Linked DNA regions of Homo sapiens: region 1 is linked to region 2. A link is a loop called in an ENCODE intact Hi-C map of the cell type or tissue named here. Cell type or tissue: mucosa of descending colon. All regions are shown on one strand. Links, peaks and the distances in the headings refer to the core of each region. The heading gives the core; the rest is flanking DNA.

What was found. Peaks named below come from ENCODE experiments on the same cell type or tissue, not always from the same donor. Only the 100,000 strongest peaks of a DNase experiment are listed, where the experiment ranks them.
Region 1: a loop joins it to region 2, with 5 times the contacts of the local background. A loop is called at or near these places in 3 of 110 quality-filtered maps.

The regions. Positions count from the first base shown.
Region 1 is chr4:38,230,159-38,233,070 of GRCh38, forward strand. No RefSeq gene overlaps it. Among named protein-coding and RNA genes, the nearest start is that of LINC02513, 140 kb to the right of the region's middle. In mucosa of descending colon, for the core only: a CTCF peak has its summit at 1,776; DNase peaks (open chromatin) are centred at 413 and 1,693.
Region 2 is chr4:38,674,105-38,677,016 of GRCh38, forward strand. The region is part of intron 1 of KLF3 (KLF transcription factor 3); the gene reads left to right. Among named protein-coding and RNA genes, the nearest start is that of KLF3-AS1, 11 kb to the left of the region's middle. RefSeq lists a silencer at 1,505-1,554. In mucosa of descending colon, for the core only: a CTCF peak has its summit at 1,617 (motif pointing left); no DNase peak of the experiment used is centred there.

The DNA of each region.
Region 1 (2,912 bases), core at 291-2,790, 440 kb before region 2:
ATAGAACTTTCAAGCCTCCTGGAATTTTGCATTGCAATTGTGTCTTCTTAATTTATTGCCACTGAGCGATCCAGAAAGTTAATGTGCTCATTTGTATAAACAGCGTAGCTGTAAATCATTCACTAGTTCCCTAACTGGTCTTCATGGAGGTACAAAAGGAAATGCTTTTAGGTTGGTGGCCTCTCATTTCTGTCCTTTGCGGCCACCTGGATTTCCACAGAAGTTTTGCTCTCTTGGGTCCCTCTTGGGTCTCCTGTGCTCTGAGTGCATGCTTTTGGGCCAGGTTCAAACCAGGTTTGATGCTGCTACCTGCTGTTTCTTTAGGTGCAGCAGTGGGTGCGGCCGCAAACAAAAACAATTTCATCCTGATGAACCAGATGGTTGGGACTGGTGTCAGCAGGGCGGGTCCCTGCTTGCTCTTACTCAAGCCCAAGGTAAGAGCCTGGAGTCACACTCTTTATCTCTGGCTCCTGACCTGGGGTCAGAGTGCCAATAAACCAGGCCGTTTCAGACATGCCTCGTGATATGTCTGGGCGCTGGACTGTGGGATGTGGTCCTGGAAAAAGGAGATGTTGGTCATCATCCGGCAGTGACTGAGGCTCAATTTTCTTTCTTGGAAAAATCTGAAGGGGTTGTGGGATTCAATCCCTGGTGAGTTAGAAAAGACTTCCCTGTGACAGATGACCCCATACTCATGTGAATTTTCCTAGGCCGATATTCTTACTCTCAAACTCTCATTAACCTCCAAGCTAGCTCTATCCTTCTTCCAATGCTGCTGTGCTCTGCAATCATGCTTGTGGCTGAGGGCACTCCTGGGGGCCAACAGGTATCGGAGGCCCATCTGCAAGTCCCTCCCACTTGTCCAGGCCCCTGGTCTTGGCTTTCGGAGAAGCTCTCACCTGGCCGGGCATGTGTGACCCAGATGAAAGAATTACAGAGCAGCTTCCACAAATTCCCAGTAACCCAGGCCTAGATATTAAAATTCAGTTTCAAACAGAGTTCTAAGACAATAAACAAAGGTCCGGTATGTCTCTGCCACACACCAGTCCGGGGTAGATTTCCCAAGCATTTACCCCGGAAGGAACCTTTCTCAAGGCAGAAGCCTTATCTATTCTGGAAACCTGGCTTTCAGTTCCATGCAATGCATATAAACCTGCTCCTACAAGAAGGGGCTGCATCAGACAGATATTAGTTTCTCTCTTCTACTTCCTAGCTGTGTGACCTTGGAGGAATTACTTAAACTTTCTGAGTTCCAATTTCCTTACTTATTAAGTGGGCTAATAGCACCTATCCTGGAGGGTTGGGTTGTTGGAAGAATTAAATGAGATAGTATGTCAAGTGTGGGTGAAGAGAAGCATTTCAGTACTTGGAAAAGCTGTAGCATCTACTTAATGTGTGCTATCAGTGGACTAACTAGGCACTGGGGTACACCCAGGAAAAGGCACAACACAGCTTATGGCCCCGTGGGGAAGTCGGACCCATGAACAGATCATTTCACATGTCATGAGGGTTTGGGGAGCAGAAACCCAGAGGCACGCAGATGGTGCTAGAGGAGCTCATGTGAGTCCAGCTGAAATCTGGTACTACTTGAATTTCCTTGTTTCTTTTGTTTGTAATTGCCTGATAGTAACGTGTTTTCTGGCCACAGTTGGAGTCATGGGTGTAACTAGGTGGGGCAGATGAGGCCAAAGGCCAGGTGCAGCCTGGGGAAGAGGTGTGGGGGTGAGGTAAGGTGTGGTGTACAGGGCCTTGCCCTACCATAAGCAGCCTACAGGGATGCTACTTCCTGGAGAGGCAAAACCTCATCATCAACATCGGCCAAGATGGACCATGACACTACTTAATCTCTCTTTATCTAGCCAGGGCTGACGAGGTAGTCTGCAACGCGAGATGCCTGCAATTGCACCAGTTGCTGAACAGCTCTTCCTCCTCTTCCCCACGCACTCAGGCTCCTTGTAGTACCTCTTCTTGGTGATAGTCATAGAAACCATCTTGCAGTCATAGCCACTTTTCATGGGCATCTTTTACCTCTAGTTGTTTTTGAGGATGTTCAAGCTGTTAGTGACTTTAACCTCTCAGCAAACCTCAAACTCCGGGCCCAGTGAAATGGGTGGCCAACATGGATGTGATGTATTTCATCAAGTCTTCAGCCATTCTTGGGTTCAACAATAAACTCACCAGCCTGGCCCTGGAAGCTGCCCACAACGTATCCCCTACCAAGTTTCCCATTATATCTCTCCAGGTTTCACATCCTATTCTATTCAGCCACGGTGCCTTTGTTCTTTCTGTCTGAAATGTTCTCTATCCCCTCGGATTGGATGCAGTCTTTTGGCAAATTTTGGGCACCTCTCTCAAAATATATATGTTGTCTTTGCTTATAGTTATGTGAGCACTCATCTCCTCTCTTCTGCAAGACGGCCAGCTAATGAGGTGACGGTGAGGACCATACCTTACTCCCAGTTGTATTCCCCGTGCCTTACACATCGAGTGTGCTCAATAAATACTTGTTGAACTGAGGATGTTAACAGAATGTGGTTAAACATGCACAGTGCACCAGATGGTGACTGGAAGGGAAGGGAATCTAAAGCCCCAGTCCTAGGTTTCATAAGTCTTCCAGACTTGCCTTGGTCTTAGGTTGCAAACATTAAACTCATTTTGAGCCTTCATAGTGTTTAAACAAGAACTTGCCCTTGATGTGGCTAAATTAACATCAGAAATGGATAATGAGCAATAGAAAATAAGGTGTCTGTGGGTAGCTGTGATTAGTAATATTCTCTGTTGAAGGACAGGTCCTGGGTATCTGGGGTTTTTGCAGGCACTTTATATGACACATAGATGTAAGTTTTGTTCAGACAGCTCCCCCCACCCAACTGGTGGCCCTACAGATATCCTGGATGAATTAGTGAAAGTCA
Region 2 (2,912 bases), core at 149-2,648:
AGAAGAGTAGGACAGGTGAAAATCACAGAGTGGCATGAAAATTTCCAAGAATGTCTAGGTAGGAAATTCCAGGTAGGTGCCAGTGCTTAGCTTTGTTTCAGGGAGCCTCCAGCTTAAAAATGCCTGCTGACATCTGTTGCCTGTCCCCTGTATTTCTGGCTAGGGCAACTGTCCTTAAATAATACTTGAGCCATTGGGGGATTTTGAAGAATTTGGGTAAAGAAACGAAGAGAGAAAAGTTTCTCTGGAAAGGAAGTTTAGCTACAGGGATGTTGCTTGCCTGCCCAGTTTTCCTAGCCAAGAATTACACACACACATGCACACACCGCCTTTTTTTTTTTTCTTTTTTTGCCTTAAGTTCCTTTGGGGAGTAAGGGTAGGGGAAGATAACATGTTTTCTCTTTGAAAAATCCAAAAACTTAGAAGAGTTGAAAGGGAGGCTTAGCGATGGTGTGTTAGTGTATTGCTCCGTATGCCTAGCCGAGGTCAGCTGGGAGACGGAAGTTTGCTTGGAGGAAGGCAGGTGATTTGGAGCCTCGGGGTCAGTCCTGGGTTGGGGAAGATAATGCAGGCACCCTTTGAGGATCTGTGGGAAGAAATGAGGGCATGGAGAAAGGAAGAAATAGGGAGATGAGAAGGGAGAACGTCAGAGGCAGGTCTTGCTCTAACCCCAAGAAACAGGAAACTGCTCCTGATACGTACACATTCTCTCTCCACCTTCCTCCTCCCTCAGGAAGGGGCAGGCAGTTGTCTGTAAGGTCGTTTCTGTAATAAATCATGCTCTAGCCTCCAGGCAAGCTGCTTTCAGAGGAGGTTTAGTAACCCCCTAACCTCGTCTTCCATGAAGGACTGTGTGTGTGTTTCTAAGCCCTGCAGCTCACCTGCAGCCCCGCTCCCCACTCCATAAAGCCATTGTGCATAGGTCTCAGACACCACTGGATAGGGCTCCAAAGCAGGACTGCATTACTTCTGAAACTTCATGTCAATGATTCACCAACCCTTTTAATCTATAATCACGCAGTCTTGCATTTTGACAGAAATTTGACCCTTATTTTAACATCTGAAAAGTCAGAAGTGCAGGTGGAAAGAGCATGAAGGGAAATCTGTTTCTCCTTTTTGAGGACCATTCATTTTTATTGGCCTTTCTCTGCAAAATAACACAGCTGGGGAAGATGGCATTTGCTCCAGTTATGGAAAATTATTTTGGCGGTGGTGATGTTCCTGTATATTTTTGCTTTTAAGCACCTCAATAACTTAGAATTTTTCATAAAAACAATTTTGCCCTTCCCCCCCCTTTTGGATGCAGTTTTGTTATCCTGGTATTGCTTAGTTTAGCATTAGAATGTATTTCTAAGACTAGCTAATGTATTTCTAAAGCTAGCTAAGCTAGTTAAATATAATGAAGATGTAAATGTGTTTATGATTGGAAAATAGTCGTCAGAAAAAAATAGAACCACATTTAGAGCCTCCTCTTCTCTGTGATACCCACATAAAATGATTAATAGAATTCCTGAGCCTGGTTAAAACCCACTAGGTTTAAAGACCCCGAGGTTGGCCAACTGGATTGATTTACTGCCGGTGTCCTGGTCTCTAATGCCTGTTTTAGTGCGCCACCTACTGGTTCTGCTTCAGATTGCCGTCAGTACTGTATGATAGATTTTCTAAGCATTTGTGGTTTACTTAGCATTCTTTCAGAATGGTAATAACCCCAGTGCACTGAGCCGCCCATGGGTACCAAAGACTGCCAAGTTTAGGGACCCTAATTCTTCCAGGGCTTAAGTTACTTCTCAGTTATGTGGAAGGCACTTTGAAGACTGTACAGTCACTCTTTTATGATTGTAGATCAGAACCTGTAAACAAATTAGTACCAATGACAAAAGTGGTCCCTGTAGTCAGAGATATGGGTGCAAAGTATAGAAATTTTTTGCAAATACATAAACAGAAGCCTCATTTCTGTTCATGTGTTTGATTCTGTTTCTAAATTTAGTTCCTTCCTAGCTTGGCTTCCCTATCTTGTCTTTGTTAAAAGTTTTGATTATGGAAATAATAAACTTGGCCGGGTGTAGTGGCTTACACCTGTAATCCCAGCACTTTGGGAGGCTGAGGCAGGCAGATCACTTGAGGTCAGGAGTTCGAGACCAGCCTAGCCAACATGGTGAAACCCCGTCTCTACTAAAAGTATAAAACTAAGCCAGGAGTGGTGGTGCATGCCTGTAATCCCAGCTACTCTGGAGGCTGAGGCAGAAGAATCCCTTGAACCCAGGAGGCAGAGGTTGCAGTGAGCCGAGATCGTTCCACTGCACTCCAGCCTGGGTGACAGAGTGGGACTCCATCTCAAAATAAAAATACATATAAATAATAAACTTTAAAAATAGAACACAGATGTGTAGAAAGCTGTCCCACCCACCGCCACTCCCAAGAAGCTCCTGTTAACAGTTTCGGGTGTGTGGTTCCAGACGTTTTCTTTGCATGTCCTTTATCTTCTTGTTTTATATCCTGTGACTATCACTAAAAGCATCATCATTTAAAAGCTATTATCAGAAGCTACCAAATTGGAAACAAAGTGCTTGTAGACATGTGAAATAGTGAGTTTGATTCTATTCTTTGTGATATTTGAATTTTGCACGGACTTTTTTTTTAATGTCCAGGGATGCATTATTTAGTTAGGAATTTCAAAAATAGGTATTCTAATCCTATCATTCCTTCTTTGTTTATTAACTTAAATACTTCTGTAATGAGAACATCCCTTCATCAACATTTGGATTACTTTGAGGTACATTTCTGGGCAAATAAACATACCCTTGTAATTATTTTTTAGTAAAAGCAAATCAGGTTCTGTTAGTGCCAGTGTGTTTTTTTTTTTTTTTTTTTTTGAGACCAGAGTTTCGCTTTTGTTGCCCAAGCTGAGTGCA